2 separate regions of the Homo sapiens genome follow, and region 2 is linked to region 1. A link is an interaction called in ENCODE POLR2A ChIA-PET data of the cell type or tissue named here. Cell type or tissue: GM12878. All regions are shown on one strand. Each heading gives the region's core, and the rest is flanking DNA. Links, peaks and the distances in the headings are about the cores only.

What was found. ChIA-PET counts read pairs that join two places held together with the same protein. Peaks named below come from ENCODE experiments on the same cell type or tissue, not always from the same donor. Only the 100,000 strongest peaks of a DNase experiment are listed, where the experiment ranks them.
Region 2: POLR2A ChIA-PET joins it to region 1 with 5 read pairs; 3 of 35 experiments call an interaction of 5 or more read pairs at or near these places.

The regions. Positions count from the first base shown.
Region 1 is chrX:85,087,652-85,095,689 of GRCh38, reverse strand. APOOL (apolipoprotein O like) reads right to left here. Exons shown (of 9, transcript NM_198450.6): 9 at 2,375-8,038. The coding sequence ends at 8,012. It overlaps SATL1 (spermidine/spermine N1-acetyl transferase like 1), which reads left to right. Exons shown (of 8, transcript NM_001367857.2): 5 at 694-774; 6 at 1,461-1,562; 7 at 2,465-2,505; 8 at 3,129-3,406. The coding sequence ends at 3,299. Among named protein-coding and RNA genes, the nearest start is that of APOOL, 88 kb to the right of the region's middle. In GM12878, for the core only: no CTCF peak of the experiment used is centred there; no DNase peak of the experiment used is centred there.
Region 2 is chrX:85,488,911-85,496,948 of GRCh38, reverse strand. No RefSeq gene overlaps it. Among named protein-coding and RNA genes, the nearest start is that of POF1B, 110 kb to the right of the region's middle. In GM12878, for the core only: no CTCF peak of the experiment used is centred there; a DNase peak (open chromatin) is centred at 4,048; H3K4me3 peaks cover 460 bases.

The DNA of each region.
Region 1 (8,038 bases), core at 231-4,230:
TACGCCCGGCTAATTTTTTGTATTTTTAGTAGAGACGGGGTTTCACCGTTTTAGCCGGGATGGTCTCGATCTCCTGACCTCGTGATCCGCCCGCCTCGGCCTCCCAAAGTGCTGGGATTACAGGCGTGAGCCACCGCGCCCGGCCTCCATCTTTATCTAGTCACACATGGTAACTTTCTAAATTCCCCTGTATATATGTTTTTAATTCCCAAATGTCTCACAAAACAGGGCAGCTCCTTTAAATCTCCTGGAAGCCACTTCAGCTCGTGGGGGTTGGAACAATGGCAGTTAACCTCCAAGTCGTCACCTCAGTGATCAGAGTAACAACACACAGTCAAAACACAGAACTTCAGTATTTTGAGGACAAGAGGTTTATTGGTCACCCTTGCTCCAGCAAGCTGCTACAGAAATACAGGTTGCTGTTCCCATGGAGTAGAGGGTGCTGAGTGTTGGGTAGCTGCCACCTCACTGATGGCTGAATTTGATCCAAATTAACTGCAGTTGACCAGCCAGGCTGTCTCCTGTAAGTTGCAAATGTTCAGATAAACTCCAGAGTTCCAAAATATTCACTTCAGTTTCCGCCAATACAATTGCTATCCAGGTGGAGAGAGAAATTCCTAGTGCTTCCTATCCACCATCTCCTTCTCTCTGCTATAAACTTTCTGACATCCTATATATGAATTGATATTTCAGATTTACTCAGAGATGGCTTTGGGGACAATCCCCTTTTCTACTGCCTGATTGCAGAAGTAAACGATCAACAAAAACCATCAGGTAGAGTAAACCTTTCTTCTCCAGTTCAATCTGGAGTATATTTTTTCCATGCTGAAAAATAGTACAGTTTTGTAGCATATAATTACTATTAAGCAGAAGAGAATGTGTATAAACCCAGTTTTTTTAAAGAAAATGCATGGTATGTACTTATGTTTGTATAAACATTATTATTAAGAGACAGGGTCTCGCTCTGTCACCCAGGCTGGAGTGCAGTGGCATGATCATGACTCACTGCAGCCTCCAACTAAACTCCTGTGCTCAAGTGTCTCAGCCTCCCAAGTAGCTGGGACTACAGACATGTGCCACTATGTCCAACTAATTTAAAATTATTTTTTGTAGAGACAGGGTGTCACTATGTTGCCCAGACTGGTCTCAAACTCCTGAGCTCAAGCGACCCTCCCGCCTTGGCCTCCCAAAGCACAGGGATTACAGCCATGAGCCACTGCGCCCAGCTAAAATTTTTTGGAAGATCGTACACCACACTATAAAAGGAGGGCTTATATCTTAAAGGTTGTATTTTAAGGGACTTAAGTCCTCTACACTATATGTTTTTGTATTGTTATTTTTTTCCAGTGAGCATTTATTACTTTAATAGTTAAACAAACGCCAAAAGACATTCAATTTGGGGGTAAAGAACTGGCTAAGATTCAACCAACCTTTCTACACCCTTTCTTCTCCCTTCCTAGGCAAACTGACTGTTGGATTTGCCATGTACTACTTTACATACGACTCATGGACTGGCAAGGTACTTTACCTAGAGGACTTTTATGTCACACAAGCTTACCAAGGTAAAACTAAAATTTATGATATTACTTTTAAATACTTTAAAAATTAAAGTGACATATTTTAAGGAGATAGGGCTTTACTATACATACGGTGTTTTAGTTAATGTAACTTATTGCTACTTAATGAGTTTGATCACTATCCTAATGAGTTTGATCTAATCTGTGATTGTGAAGACTCAGTCACAGATTAGAAAAACATTTTATTAGTTCCTCTCAAGGTTTGAATAAGCCAAGCTATCACATGGCTATATATTTTTTTATTTTGTTTTTGAGACAGGGTTTTCTGTCACCCAGGCTAGAATGCAGTGGTGTGATCACGACTCATTGTAACCTCAACCTCCTACACTCAAGCAATCCTCCCACCTCAGCCTCCCAAGTAGCTGGGGCTACAGGCATGTGCCACAGCACCCAGCTAATTCTTTATTTTTTGGAGAAACAGGGTCTGTGTTGCCCAGGCTGGTCTCAAACTCCTGGGCTCAAGTGATCCTCCTGCCTTGGCCTCCCAAAGTGCTGGGATTACAGGTGTGAGCCATCGTGCCATCACATGTGTGAGCCATCGTGTGAGTATAGGCCACACAGCTATACTTTTATCTTTAAAAAATGCTTTCACATTTTAGGTGGTTTTCAGTAAAAACAGCTAAGAAATATACCGTTATAAGACAATAGTGGCAGAGACTCACTTCTTCACTGATCTTTAAAATAAACCCAAACTCTTCTATGACCTTTGGTACGTCATTCCAATTAGGAAAAAGGGATATGAAAGCATTCACGAGTTGTGTTTCCAGAAGCTATTAATAATATACAAAAAACAGATACAGAGTTTTAGATATTATTTATTTTAAACTAAAGCAAATAACAAGTTAAGTGAAATTTGCAGTTTTCACTTTGCATTGTCTATTTAAAAGGCCTAGGTATTGGAGCTGAAATGCTGAAGAGGCTAAGTCAGGTATGTATTACAATTAGTATTGATATTCTATACATTAACCTTTTCTTAATAAATATTCACAGGGCATAAATTAAATCATTAATCTCACCATTTGAACATAACCCCAACATATACTTCAAATTTCTACCCAAATTAAACTGGATTTTCAAATCAGATGATCATATACAGTATATGAATTATAGTCAATTAAAATTGATTTATATATAATCCACAACCACACTATACACCCTTTTTGCTATCAAGGGAAAGTAAGAAGGAGGGAGATTAGAAAGCATTTTTATTCAAAAACACAGGCTCACAGTATGAATATTACAAGACTATAAAAGCAAGATCTTCTTGTATTTTGGAAACATATGAGAACATGTGTTCTTTTAGGTACACCTTTTCTGTATGATAAAGGCTTTGCAAATCAGTTTTGAGATTTTAAAGAGGGCTTTAAAGCTCAGAACAGTGAGACTTTTTTCTTTTTACAGCTATAGAAAAGTTCAAAAGGTAACTACTATATTTGGAAGTATTATTCACACATAGTGTCTTGCATAGAGTAGACCTTCAATAAAATATATGTGTTAACGAAGATTATACTTTCAAATGAAAGTAATATTTGCTTGTTTGTTTTTAAACAGATAGCCATCACAACTCAATGTAACTGCATGCACTTTCTTGTCGTCATTTGGAACCAGGCTTCTATCAACTACTATACTAGTCGAGGGGCTTTAGACCTTTCCTCTGAGGAGGGCTGGCATCTCTTCAGGTTTAACAGAGAAGAACTCCTGGACATGGCATGGGAAGAATGAAAGAGGCTTTGTAACAACTCATCCCAACACAGCCTCCAACATTTGACTGTCACCTGAGTCTAACAGCAGTTTGACTTTGTTGTACAATACAGCAAGTGATCATCACATTCTTGTTTGAGCAGATCTTTTATTTTGAAACAGATTTTGTAGCTCTAGTCAACTTTCCATTATCCAAACCAATATTCTAACGGCTAGTAGCAGTAGTGATAATCCAAAAGAGCAGATAATTTAAAAGTCACTTATACTTAGCTTTGCGCTATTTTTTACCTATCATATTTCATCAAAATTAAGGTGCTTTTCACAATTTGACATATCTGATGTCGGGATAAATGTAATGATCAACTGGCAGCATTTTTTGTTTGTTTGTTTTTAGAGGCAGGATCTTGCTATGTTGCTCAGGCTGGTCTCAAACTTTTGGCCTCAAGCAATCCTCCCACTTCAGCCTCCCAGACATAAGCAACTCTGCTCAGCATTTTTTTTTAAATTAAAGGTATATGATATGCCTTAGATTTGATGAAATATGGGTGTTTGAATATATTCAGATCTGAGGTTTAAAAAAATTCATTTCAAATACTGGAGATAAATTCTGAAGAGCTTACTTATGAAAAACTAGCAAGTAAACTGCTTCCCTACCTTGAGCAGCTTAAGTACCACTGCCTCCTTGACATCATCCCAGTACTACATTCTATCTCTGAACATCCATAGCTCTTTGGTTGTACTTATCTTAGGGAAGATACCACATACAACACTATATTTCTATGTTTCTCTCTTTCCTAGTAGAGTATAAGTCCTTTGAAATAATTCTAACTTTTGTGTCCTGTGCTGCAACCAGCATAGCAGAACGTGTGAGTTCCTACTACCTACCAGGCACTTCATGGGCATAGAAACTACACAAAAATTATTCAGTGATATCCACAAGGAACCTTGTCTGTGAGAAAATATTAATTACATAAATTGTGTAAAGTACCATATCTGTAAATACCAGCTATCACTTGCTAGTTTTTCATAAGTAAGCTCCTCAGAATTTATCTCCAGGATTTGAAATGAATTTTTTAAAACCTTGGATCAGATCTCAAACACACTCATATTTCATCAAATCTAAGACATATTATATACCTTTATTTTTTATTATTTATTTTTTGAGACTGAGTTTTGTTCTTGTGCCCAGGCTGAAGTGCAATGGCACGATCTCGGCTCACTGCAGCCTCCACCTCCCGGATTCAAGTGATTCTCCTGCCTCAGCCTCCCAAGTAGCTGGAATTACAGGCATGAGCCACCACGCCTAGCTAATTTTGCACTTTTTGCGTGTTTTTAGTAGAGACAGGGTTTCACTATGTTGGTCAGGCTGGTCTCAAACTCCTGACCTCAGGTGATTCACCCACCTTGGCCTCCCAAAGTGCTGGGATTATAGGTGTGAGCCACCATACCCGGCCATACCAAATACCTTCATTTTTTTAAAAAAGGCTGAGCACAGTCACTCATGTCTGGTTGGCTGAGGTGGGAGGATCGCTTGAGGCCATGAGTTTGAGACCAGCCTGGGCAACATAGCAATACCTATCTCTAAAAGACAGAACATCTAAATTCTACCCTGGAGGATTGAGAAAGGGAACATGACACTGGAATTGGACTTGTAGGATGGGTAGAAGTTAGAATGTAGAGCAGGATAAGATGGAAGAACATTCTAAGAGGACACACTAGCACAGGCAGAGAAAGAGGCAATAATGAGCAAAGCATGTTCAAGAAACAAATGGTATGTCATAAAGACAATATAATACACATTAGCAGTAGGGTGGGTAAGGAGAGGGAAGATAGGATTAGAAGGTAAGCTGGAATCAGATATGAAGGGCCTTGTATATCAGACTAAGGAGTTTTGATTCTGCAGGCAATGATGAGCCACTAAAGATTTCAGAAAGACAGCTATTCATTATAGTTGTCAAGACAACTATATCATAATAGACAAATGGGTTAGAAGAATAGGGTAGTAGATACTGTATGTTAGCTTTAATTCAGCACCTGTTCCCAACCCCTTACCCCTTGCCTTCCTCACCACAGGGGAAAAGAAACATGATTTCCCTATTCCCTATCTTCCTTGAGCTAAGTGTGTGGCTATATGACAAGTACTGGTTGAGATATACACAGAGGTCTTCTGAGGAGATTCTAAGAAAGCATTTACTTTTCTGGTAAAAGGGAGTCAGACGCATCTTGTGTACATTTTTATCTGCTATTTCCTACTTTGAATGTGTATCTGCTCCCTGGAGGTACAGCAGACATCTTGTGACCATGAGGTGACAAACCAGCATGCTGTAGAGGACAGAGTGGAAAGAGAAAAAGTCTACGTCCTTGATAGCACCAATGAGCCACTGTCCCAACCCTATACTGCCTAATTCTAGGCTATAAATAGGATAGGCCTTTTTTTTTTTTTTTGCTTAAGCTAATATTAAATATTTGTTTAACTAGTTTACTGTCACCTGCAAGCAGAACATATTCTGAAATGAGAGACAGCAAGATTGACAGTGAGCAAATTAGCCTGAAGGCTATTACAGTAACCCAGAAAAGTGATGATGATGACTTGAGGGAGAGTAATTATAGGATTAGAGAAGACAGAATAGATTTGAAGGAGCGGGAGGTAGAGACAATTTTGTTTTAGGCACATTGACATTGGCATATCTATGGGATGTTAGGTGAATATAACTAGTAAGTAGAAATAAAGGTCTACAGCACTAGAGAGATATGGGGGTTGAAAATATGAATAATAAAACAAATGGTGCCTGAAGCCAGTGAAGTCTGTTAAATGAAAAATGAGTGTGCATATAGAATGAGAAAATAGGACTAGGGATGAAACTTGAGCAGCCTCAGCATTTAAGGGATTCAGAGCAAGAGAAGAAAAATGAAGAATAACAAAAGCAGGAAAAATAGAGAGCAAAGGGATAAGTGAGTCTCAAGGAGAGAGTGGTGAAGAGTCAATAATGACATAAAAATTCAAGTAGGGGCTGGGTGCGGTGGCTCACGCCTGTAATCCCAACACTGTGGTAGGCTGAGTCGGACAGATGCTTGAGCTCAGGAGTTCGAGACCAGCCTGGACAACATGGTGAAACCCTGTCACTACCAAAAATACAAAAAATTAGGCATGGTGGCGGGTGCCTATAGTCCCAGCTACTTGGGAGGGTGAGATGGGAGGATTGCTTGATCCTGGGAGGTGGAGGTTGCAGTGAGCTGTGTTTGTGCCACTGCACTCCAGCCTGGGCAACAGAGCAAGACCCCATCTCAAAAAAAATTAAGCAGGTATGGAGGCCAGAATGTCACAAGACAGAGAGGACTTGAAAGTAGGGAAAAAAGGGACAATATTTACTTTTGTCAAAAAGTAACAATTACTTTTTAAAGAAGTATAACAATTATAGGAAGGAGAGAGAAAAAATAGTTCAAGGGAAGAGGCCAAGTTAAGGAAAGGTTTTTGTCTTGTTTTGTTATTGTTGATTTAAGACAGAGAAGACCTGCAGCTATGTAGAGGTGGAGGAAAGAAACTACAGTATCTACTACCCTATTCTTCTAACCTATTCTTCTAATTTGCTCACTGTAAAAAGAGAAACCGAAGACTAGAAATTAAACAGGGTGGAATATGGTCTTAGATGGGAAGGAATGAGGTCAAGAACACAAAGAGAAGCATGTCTTAGAAAAGGGGGATGCATGGCTGAAAAGAGGTAAGTCTTGAAGGTAGATGGGAAGAAGTTTTGGGAATGGTCATATCTAATAATTTAGTTTTTTCTCTATGAAATAGGAGGCACAGTCAACTTTGACAGTTCTAAGAGGCTTGAGAAGAATAAAACGTTTGTAATACCTCTTCCAGGGAACACAATAGTAAACCACTTAGGAACCAGTAGAAGGATTGCTAAGCAGTATTAGGAAGCCTGTGTAGCATATGGCCCTCTCAAATAGGTAGAGATGTTTTTAGATATTTAAGAGGAATTAACATTAACAAAACCAAGGGACAAAGCCAAGCTCAAGTCCCATAAAACATGGATATTTTATTCCAGCTCTAGGAAATGGGAAAAAAAAAAAAAAAAAAAAAAAAAAAAACAGAGGGAAACACACCTTTCCATACACCATTCTAATTTAACTAGCATTAATCTGGGAAAGCTAGAGCAGAAATATATGTTTATATGTATAAATATGTATGTATTTATACATATATATGTATAAATATGTATGTATTTATACATATATGTATAAATATGTATGTATTTATACATATATGTATAAATATGTATGTATTTATACATATATGTATAAATATGTATATGTATTTATACATATATGTATATGTATTTATACATATATGTATAAATACGTATTTATACATGTATAAATATGTATGTATTTATACATACATATATATATATGTATTTTTAGATTTTAATCTCACTAGAATTCATGTCTTCATTTTTTTTTAAGTGCCCTTAAAGGTCATCAAATGCAAGCTAATACTTCTACCTAAGTCTCCTCATCAATCATTTAATATTGTTTACACTGCATTCACAGTTTGTGTGTTAACCACTTATGTAATTTATCAAATGGCATATTTGGAAATGTAAGGGAGAAACTTGGTTTAGGTAATACTCTATGTATCAGTTACCCATTACATGATTTATTTTCATCATTATTTGCAACGCCACACATCTTGTAGTTTTCTGTGTAGTCTCTGCATGCAGTCTACTTCAGCTTCTAGTGCTGTACATATCTAT
Region 2 (8,038 bases), core at 2,387-6,386, 400 kb before region 1:
AGCCATACCCAGCATCTGTGTGGGTAGTCTAGGTTAGGTTTTACATAACTAGGTGTAGCTAGTATGCTTTAGGAGATGACCTCTTTGTGGTCCACTTATAGCAGTACCATATCCAGGTCCTAAAATTTAATTGAATTATTTTGTCTTATGAGATCTACTATTTCAGTATATTGTTTCAAGCTTCAGATGGATCTTTGCTTGAGTTCGAGTTCTGTCACTTAAAACTGTGTGACCTTGTAAAATTAATTTAGCCTGGCTTATCCTCAGTTTCCTTATCTGTAAAATGCAAATAATTACATTACCTACCTCACATAATTGTTTTGAGGATTGAATGAGACACTGTGTTTCAAAATCACAGCACAGAGCCTGAAGTATTGTAAGCAATCAGTTTTGTTAGCTTTTATATCATCCTCTTCCCTGTGATCTCTGTCATTTCTGTTTTCTGGGACCAGAGATTCATAAGAGAGTCAGCACAGCTTCAAACAGTAACTTTTCTCTACAAAACAGAGACTCCTTCTGAAACCAAGTAAGATCCTATAAGATGGAAGTGCTAAAATCAAGCACTTAGCACAGAAAATGAAGCAGTAGGTAAATTAGCTGGTGCTTTCTGATGCCTATACCTGGGCTTACATTAAAGTGTTATAATTAGACACATTCCCAACGTTCCCAGTTGTTGCCACTATTCAATATTTTTCAGATATTCACATTAAATATCTTTGGCAGTTAGGCCAGGTTTATATTTCAATATGAAAAACCCATGATCACTGTGGGAGAATCCAATGAAGACTCCAAATCTTTAAAAAAGTGTGTTAGGGCCTTTTGTAATTAGTTTTGGATATTTTGGGAAGAGATGGGGAGAAATGATCCTGGGAAAAAGGTCATAGCTAAGATATTCTAAATGTCACAACATAAATTTTAATGGGTTGACAGGAGTGTCACCTGGAATTCTCATGATCACAGAAAATAACCATAATTAAGTGTTTCACAATGCTCGATGTAGACACACCCCTAATGTCCTTGTTTTCTCCACTGCATCTTATTTCCTAATGAGGTCTAGGCAGGAAACTCTGGATGTGGAGGTCCATCGCTTGGTGGTTGAGAATACTTGAGATCTATCTGCACAAAATTATGACACAGATAACTTTTGTGTTACAATTCATAGCCTTCTCATTTCCTTTTGGAAAACTTTTTTCCTCAGGTAGCCCATATCTTTTTGCAGCCTTTTCACTGTTTGTTCTTCTGAATTGTGTTTTCTTCCCAAGGTATCGCTCAGCTCTGAACCTCTTTCCATCTTTCCGTCAAAGAAATCCTTAACCTCTTCTTTCTCTTATTCCTGTAGACCTTAGTAAATGAGAAAAATAAAATCAATCACCAGTTATTATTAATGTCTACTAATGAAATGATTCTTAAATACTAATCTGCAGCATCAAATCACCTGAATAGTGTGGCAGGTATGTAGACTCCAGGGCCTCAGAGGAGACATACTGAATCAGAAGCTCTTAGAATAAGGTCTACAAGTCTGTACTATAAACAGATTTCCCAGATGTGTCTAATGCGTAGCCCTGTTTGAGAACCACTGTGAATATATTGGGGGAATAATGACTTGTCACAAGTGACTTCCAGAAAAAGTAATGCTGTAAATCAAAGGAGGAGTTCTTGGGTGGTGGCAAGCTACTAGAGAGGCTATATTCTCGGTGAGGATGTCACTGAAATAAAATTTCTTGAGTCATTCATACTTTCTATTATAGATGGTGCCTGAGTATTCATCAGCCTTTTTGAGCTATTAGAACATTCCTCAACCTTCCTGGTACCACTTGGGAGATACTTAAACCTCTTCTTTCTCCCTACCATTTTCCTAAGGATGTAGCTACTGACATGATTCATATTTGCCCTCTGCAACCCTTTAGTTCTGCCAGAGACCTCACCATATAAAACTAAAGAACCCTTTATATTCATAGTATAGATCTCACACATGGCTATTATATAATTAGAATTATTTTGCTTCCCCAAGTCCCCATCCTCATGGCACAATTACTATGCAATAAAATATATTATAGTAATTCTGACAGATAAATGCAAGTTGAAATAGGGTAGACAACTCAACAAGTGGGTTAGTGATGGAACACAGAAAATATTGGAATCCCGTCTACCTAGTATTCAACCCATACTACATAGTTTTTCAGATTCAATCAAATTTCTCAGCTTCAATCAAGAGGGTGTTAAGTGTTATATTTCAATATTTATAAGGATAAATTCATAATTTAAGCCTGTATTAGTTGTGTTGGGCTAATTGATATTACTTTCCATTTGAGGGAAAAAGATGAAACACTGGGAGGTAAAAATTTTTTAATCTGGTGACATTTAAAATTGTCCTAATTCCATGCCTTCTATAATTGACAAAAATTTGATTACAGATGAGGGTAAACAATATAATCATTTTTCTTTTCCTCTGGGCAATGCAAATTTCAATTACCAGCCTTAATGAAAATTTTAAATATCTTGGGGAAAGTAGTTAATTCAATGCAGTTTTATAATAATCTACTGAATATTTATCTCAATTTGCAGATTTTTCAAGTTACTGTGGTTTCCATTAGTTTGTCAGTGTTATTAGATTCCTTTTTTCAATTCTTTTACTTTTTCACATATAACTTCTAGACTGTTTATTAGCAATAAAACTTACACAAAGAAAGAAGGCCACTTCTGATTGTAGAAGTTGTTTTAAATGACATTGTTATTGACTCAGAATCTGTCCACGTATTGAGTTCTTCCAAAGCCACATTATTTTTGTAACTATAACAGAAAAATGATCTCAATGAGAAAAATAAGACTCCGAACATAAAGTATTAGCCTTAATTTGCAAATTGTTCATTGAGTGTAACATGTATAACCAGACTAAGTCTTTTGTACTTTGTGGTTCCTATTGTGTAGGAATAATGTAAATAGAGCTATAAAATGTTGTAATTACAATAAAGTTGTCAAGTGTTGAGTCATTGTATGTGTAACTTTTTAATGACTTATGCTGCTTTTGAAGGGAATGTTTTCAGTATTCATTAGTAATAAACTTCCGAAGGCTTGAAACAACTTTTTTAAAGACTAGAGACTTGGGATAAATTATGTTAAATAATTTGTTTCACTATGGTAACCTTTAGACTATCTATATATATCGAATAGCATCACATTGTATACCTTAAATATACATGTTAACATTTATTTTTAAAAAATTATATCAAATAATATCAAACATAGGCAAAGCTGGTAAGTTGCCGTAGTAGTAAACTTAAGTATTAATAACTATAAAATGAGACTTGGAAAAAGTCTGCATTCACTGTAAACTACAGGTCCATCAAGGAATTGGAAGATCCAACTATTTCTCAGCACCCTGTCTCCACTCAAACCACAAAAATAATAGGATGAAACTCGGCTTATTTTTGTGTAAAAAATTCATTTCCCCAAATCCCATATTTTGCCTCAGATCAAGTGAACATATTCCTCTGTATTTCTCCAGTCTCCCAATAATGCCATCATGTCGTGACTAGCAAAACTCCAATAAGTTAAAAGGACATTTTCCTCCTCACCTTACCCGCAGAATTTCTCTTCTGTTTTTTAGCTTATTTCTTGCAAAATAGCCATAACTTTTATATCATCACGGTTTATCAGCTGTCTAATCAACCATTAGAGCTCATTCTATCAGAAAAGGAAGGAAAAGCAAACAAGCAACCAAAGTCTGAGCTTTTTGCAAAATTGTATTTTTCAGTACCTCTCAATAAAATATTCAACACTCATGTAAGATCAAACAAACTATACTCAGACTATGTCAGGGATTGTAATTTGTTTACTAAGTCTACTACGCATGCACACACACACACACACACACACACACACACACACGCACCACTCCCCACAACGACTTTCATACTATTACATAGCCCAGTGATAATGAAAGAGGAAGAATCTTTTTAGTCCATACTTAGCATCTATTTTTCCAACTTTAGCAGACACACATCAAATCTGAAACTGATAATAGTCAAAGGTCGATAGAATTGGTTTAATTTACATTAGAAGTTCACTTATTTACATTAGAAGTTCACTTATTCATGTTCAAGTTTAACTCCAGAACTTAATAAGTTTTGGCAGAGATCAAAGAGTTAACCATAAGTATACAAGCTGCTGCTCCTCCCCCAATCCTCAAACCAAACAAACCAAAGCCAGTTGCTGACAATGCAGAGTATGAATGCACCCTATCTCCACTCCTATTTTCCCTTCTGTTTTCTCATAGTGCTCTCTTCTGCTTATTTGTTCTGCAATGTGGAGTAAGCCTAAGTGCTCTCAATGAATACTCCCTTTGCCGAGCCCTTGTTAGTGCTCTGTTTCATATCTTTTTTTTCTTTCTTTCTTTTTTTTTTTTTTTTTGAGATGGAGTCTTGCTCTGTCACCCAGGCTGGAGTACAGTGGCGCTATCTTGGCTCACTGCAAGCTCCGCCTCCCGGGTTCACGCCATTCTCCTGCCTTAGCCTCCTGAGTAGCTGGGACTACAGGCGCCCACCACCACGCCCGTCTAATTTTTTGTATTTTTAGTAGAGACGAGGTTTCACCGTGTTAGCCAAGATGGTCTCAATCTCCTGACCTTGAGATCCGCCCGCCTCAGCCTCCCAAAGTGCTGGGATTACAGGCTTGAGCCACCGCACCCGGCCTGTTTCATATCTTTAAGCAGGAAAGAAAAGCATAGTATTAAACATCAGAAACCCCAAATTTGAAGCCCTGTATTTGATTTTTAAAACCTTACTCTTCATTTGTCTGTCGACCTCAACCTTTCTCTGCTATAACTAGATGTTTTTAGACAATCACGATGGTTTCTTCAGACTCTAGCATTCCATGATTTGCAAGTGTTTGTTTGCTTCACTTGCTTACTGTGGTTTAATTTCCAGTTTTCTCTTTTCTCTCTCTTTGTAAATGGCTAGGTTAAACAATGGAATATCAAGAATTGAAAGCTTACTTCTATTGTGAGCAGGACTTATATTCTGAATAAATGAATTTGCAAAACAGACAACTGCTGTGCAGGGTAAAATAATATTATCACTTCAGTAAATAATATCATCACCTCAGTAAATGATGACCTTCAATTCATAGAGGCTCTTGATTAAAAAGCCCACAAAACCAACACACACATACACACACACCCACAAACACATTCACAAATATGAACCACAATAGCCAATGAATGTAGTGAGAAAAAATATCTTAGGATACAAATTAACAAATACTTGAGACCTGTGCTACAGGAGACTGGCCCTGGACAACTCTCATCTAATCTACTTTTTACTTCGTGTTGGAAGGCAATTGTGGTTTTAAGGTCAGGATGGCTGTCATAGTGGACGGGGGGGTACTCCAGATATCTTAGTGATGATGGTGGTGGTAATGGTAGCTGATAGCAGTTACCATTTATTGAACAAATGTTATGTACTAGTCAGTGTGCTAACATACCTGGTAAATGGTAATATCCTTATTTTACAGATAAGTAAGCTAAAGCTCAGGAAGACTAAGTAAACTTACCCAGAGTTACAAAACTATTAAGCGACTCTGCTATTACTGTGATTTGGGGAACCAGTAATGCATTAATCTGGTCTGTGTATAAGACTCAGAGTGAGGGATGCACAGGAATATAAACCAGCCAATTGTTCCTCAGGAATCTTTTCTATGCCCTTTATTTTTCTCTCTCAGAATTCCTTATGGTATAAAGTTTATCCATTTTTTTGAGAGTTCTGATGTCAAAGTCTTCAGACACCTTTCCAAACTCTCTCTTTCTTCCATCAATTTTTCTTTCTGTCTCTTTGACTCTTCCTCAGTTTCCCTCTGTCACCACATGTCTCTGCATCCCTCCTAACATCTCTCCACCACACTCCAGAGTTTTGTTTAGTGAGAGAGAAAGCCTGAAGTGACTAGGCTGAAAAGGCAAATGAATGTGGGACTCAGAATGACACCAGCCTCTAAACCCAGTGGGAAATATCTGTGGACATGCAGCTGTGTGTAACTTTCTTTACACTGGCTGTTTAAAATCCCACGGCAGAACACATTCCCATGCTCTGAAGTATCAGCTGCTGTTTTCTGTTTGTTGTTGTTTTTTGTTTGTTTATTTTTTGAGATGGAGTTCTGCTCTTGTTGCCCAGACTGGAGTGCAATGGCACAATCTCCACTCATTATAACCTCCACCTCCCGGGTTCAAGCGATTCTCCAGCCTCAGCCTCCCGAGTAGCTGGGATTACAGGTGCCTGCCACCATGCCCGGCTGATTTTTGTATTTTTAGTAGAGACGGGGTTTCACCATGTTGGCCAGGCTGCTCTCGAACTCCTGACCTCAGGTGATCCACCTGCCTTGGCCTCCCAAAGTGCTGGGATTACAGGAATGAGCCACCATGTATGTGTGTGTGCGTTGGCAGAGGAGGCATTTATATTTACCATAGCTCTGACACTCCCCAAAATCTTTTCTTTAGCACCACCTGCCAACCTTAGGAGGTCAGCTCTAAATGACTGCTTAAGATGTTTCCATGGCTGGCTTGGGCATGTCAAATACCACAAATTCTATTGATAACACTTTATGTTTAATAATGATACTTTCACCACAATTCTAGATAGGCAATTTTGAATCTTCATAAGGAAAACTGTTACAAGATTCCAGGCTCAGATTGTAGTGGTCTAATTTTTTTAAGTTGGGGGGGGGATAGTTTTCCTTGGGTCTTGTGGTCCTATCTCTTTAAAAATTATCATGACATGGGAAAACAGGTGATCGCATTCATCACCAGAAAGAGTGTAAATGGGTACCTTTTTTCTGAATGCCTATGATGTAATATATATCAAAATCCTTAAACACATATATTTCTTACCTTATCAATTAGCTTTCTAGGAATTTATTAGAGGGCAGGGTTCAGCAAGCTATGGCCTGCATGCTAGATCCTACCCTCTTCCTGTTTTGTAAATAAATGTTATTGTGATACAGCCATGCTAATTCATTTACACATTGTGACTGCTTTTACATTTTAACAGCTCAGCTGAGTAGTTGTTACAGAGACTGTATGGCCTTCAAAGCCTTAAATATTTATTATCTGGCCATCTACAGAATAATTTTGCCAACCTTTGGTCTAGGAGGATGATTAAGAATATGTACAAGAGGGAGTTCTCCAAAGATGGCTGACTAGAAGCAGCTGTGGTGTGTGGCTCTCATGGAAAGGAATGAAAGGGGTGAGTAAATACAGAACCTTCAACTGAAACATTCAGTTACTTGCATTGGGACTAATCAAGGAAAACAATTTAACCCAAAGAAAATGGAGAAAAGCAAGGCAAAATAATGCCCCACCAGGGAGTGACATGAAGCCAAGGGGGCTTCCCCAACCCAGGGAAGTGGTGAGTGAATGTGTGACCTTGGGAAACCATGCTTTTCCCATTGACCTTTGCAACCCTTGGGTCAGGAGATTCCCTCATGAACCCCCCCACCAGGGCCTTCAGTCTGACACACAGAGCTATGTGGAGCTTTAGTAGAGCTGCTACTCAGGCACACGTGGAGATTTAGGAGGTTTACATACTCCAGCTCTGGGCTTCCTGGCAAAAGTAACTGCAACTCCGGCAAAGTGGGAGGTGACACCTCCATACATACCCCTAGAAAAGAGGCTGAACAATGTTCATCCAAGAGATGAACAATGATGGCCTGCAGGCCCCACTTCCACAGTGCCTCACAGGATAAGACCCACTGGCTTGGAATTCCAGCCATCCACCACCAACAGTGTTGCACCTGCCTGGGATGGAGTTCCTGGGGCATGGGACGAGCCTCCATCTTTGCCGTTTGGGTGACTCAACCATTCCAGCCTGTGGGCTTTGGAGAGTCGAAGTCAATAGGAGGCAGAAGGGATCCCCCAGCATAGCTCAGCTGCTCTACAAAAATGTGGCCAGATAGCTTCTTTAAGTGGATCCCTGATCCATAGCCCCTCACTGGGCAGAACCTCCCAACCAGGGCCTCCAGCCACACCCACCAGTGTTTTCTGGCTGACAGA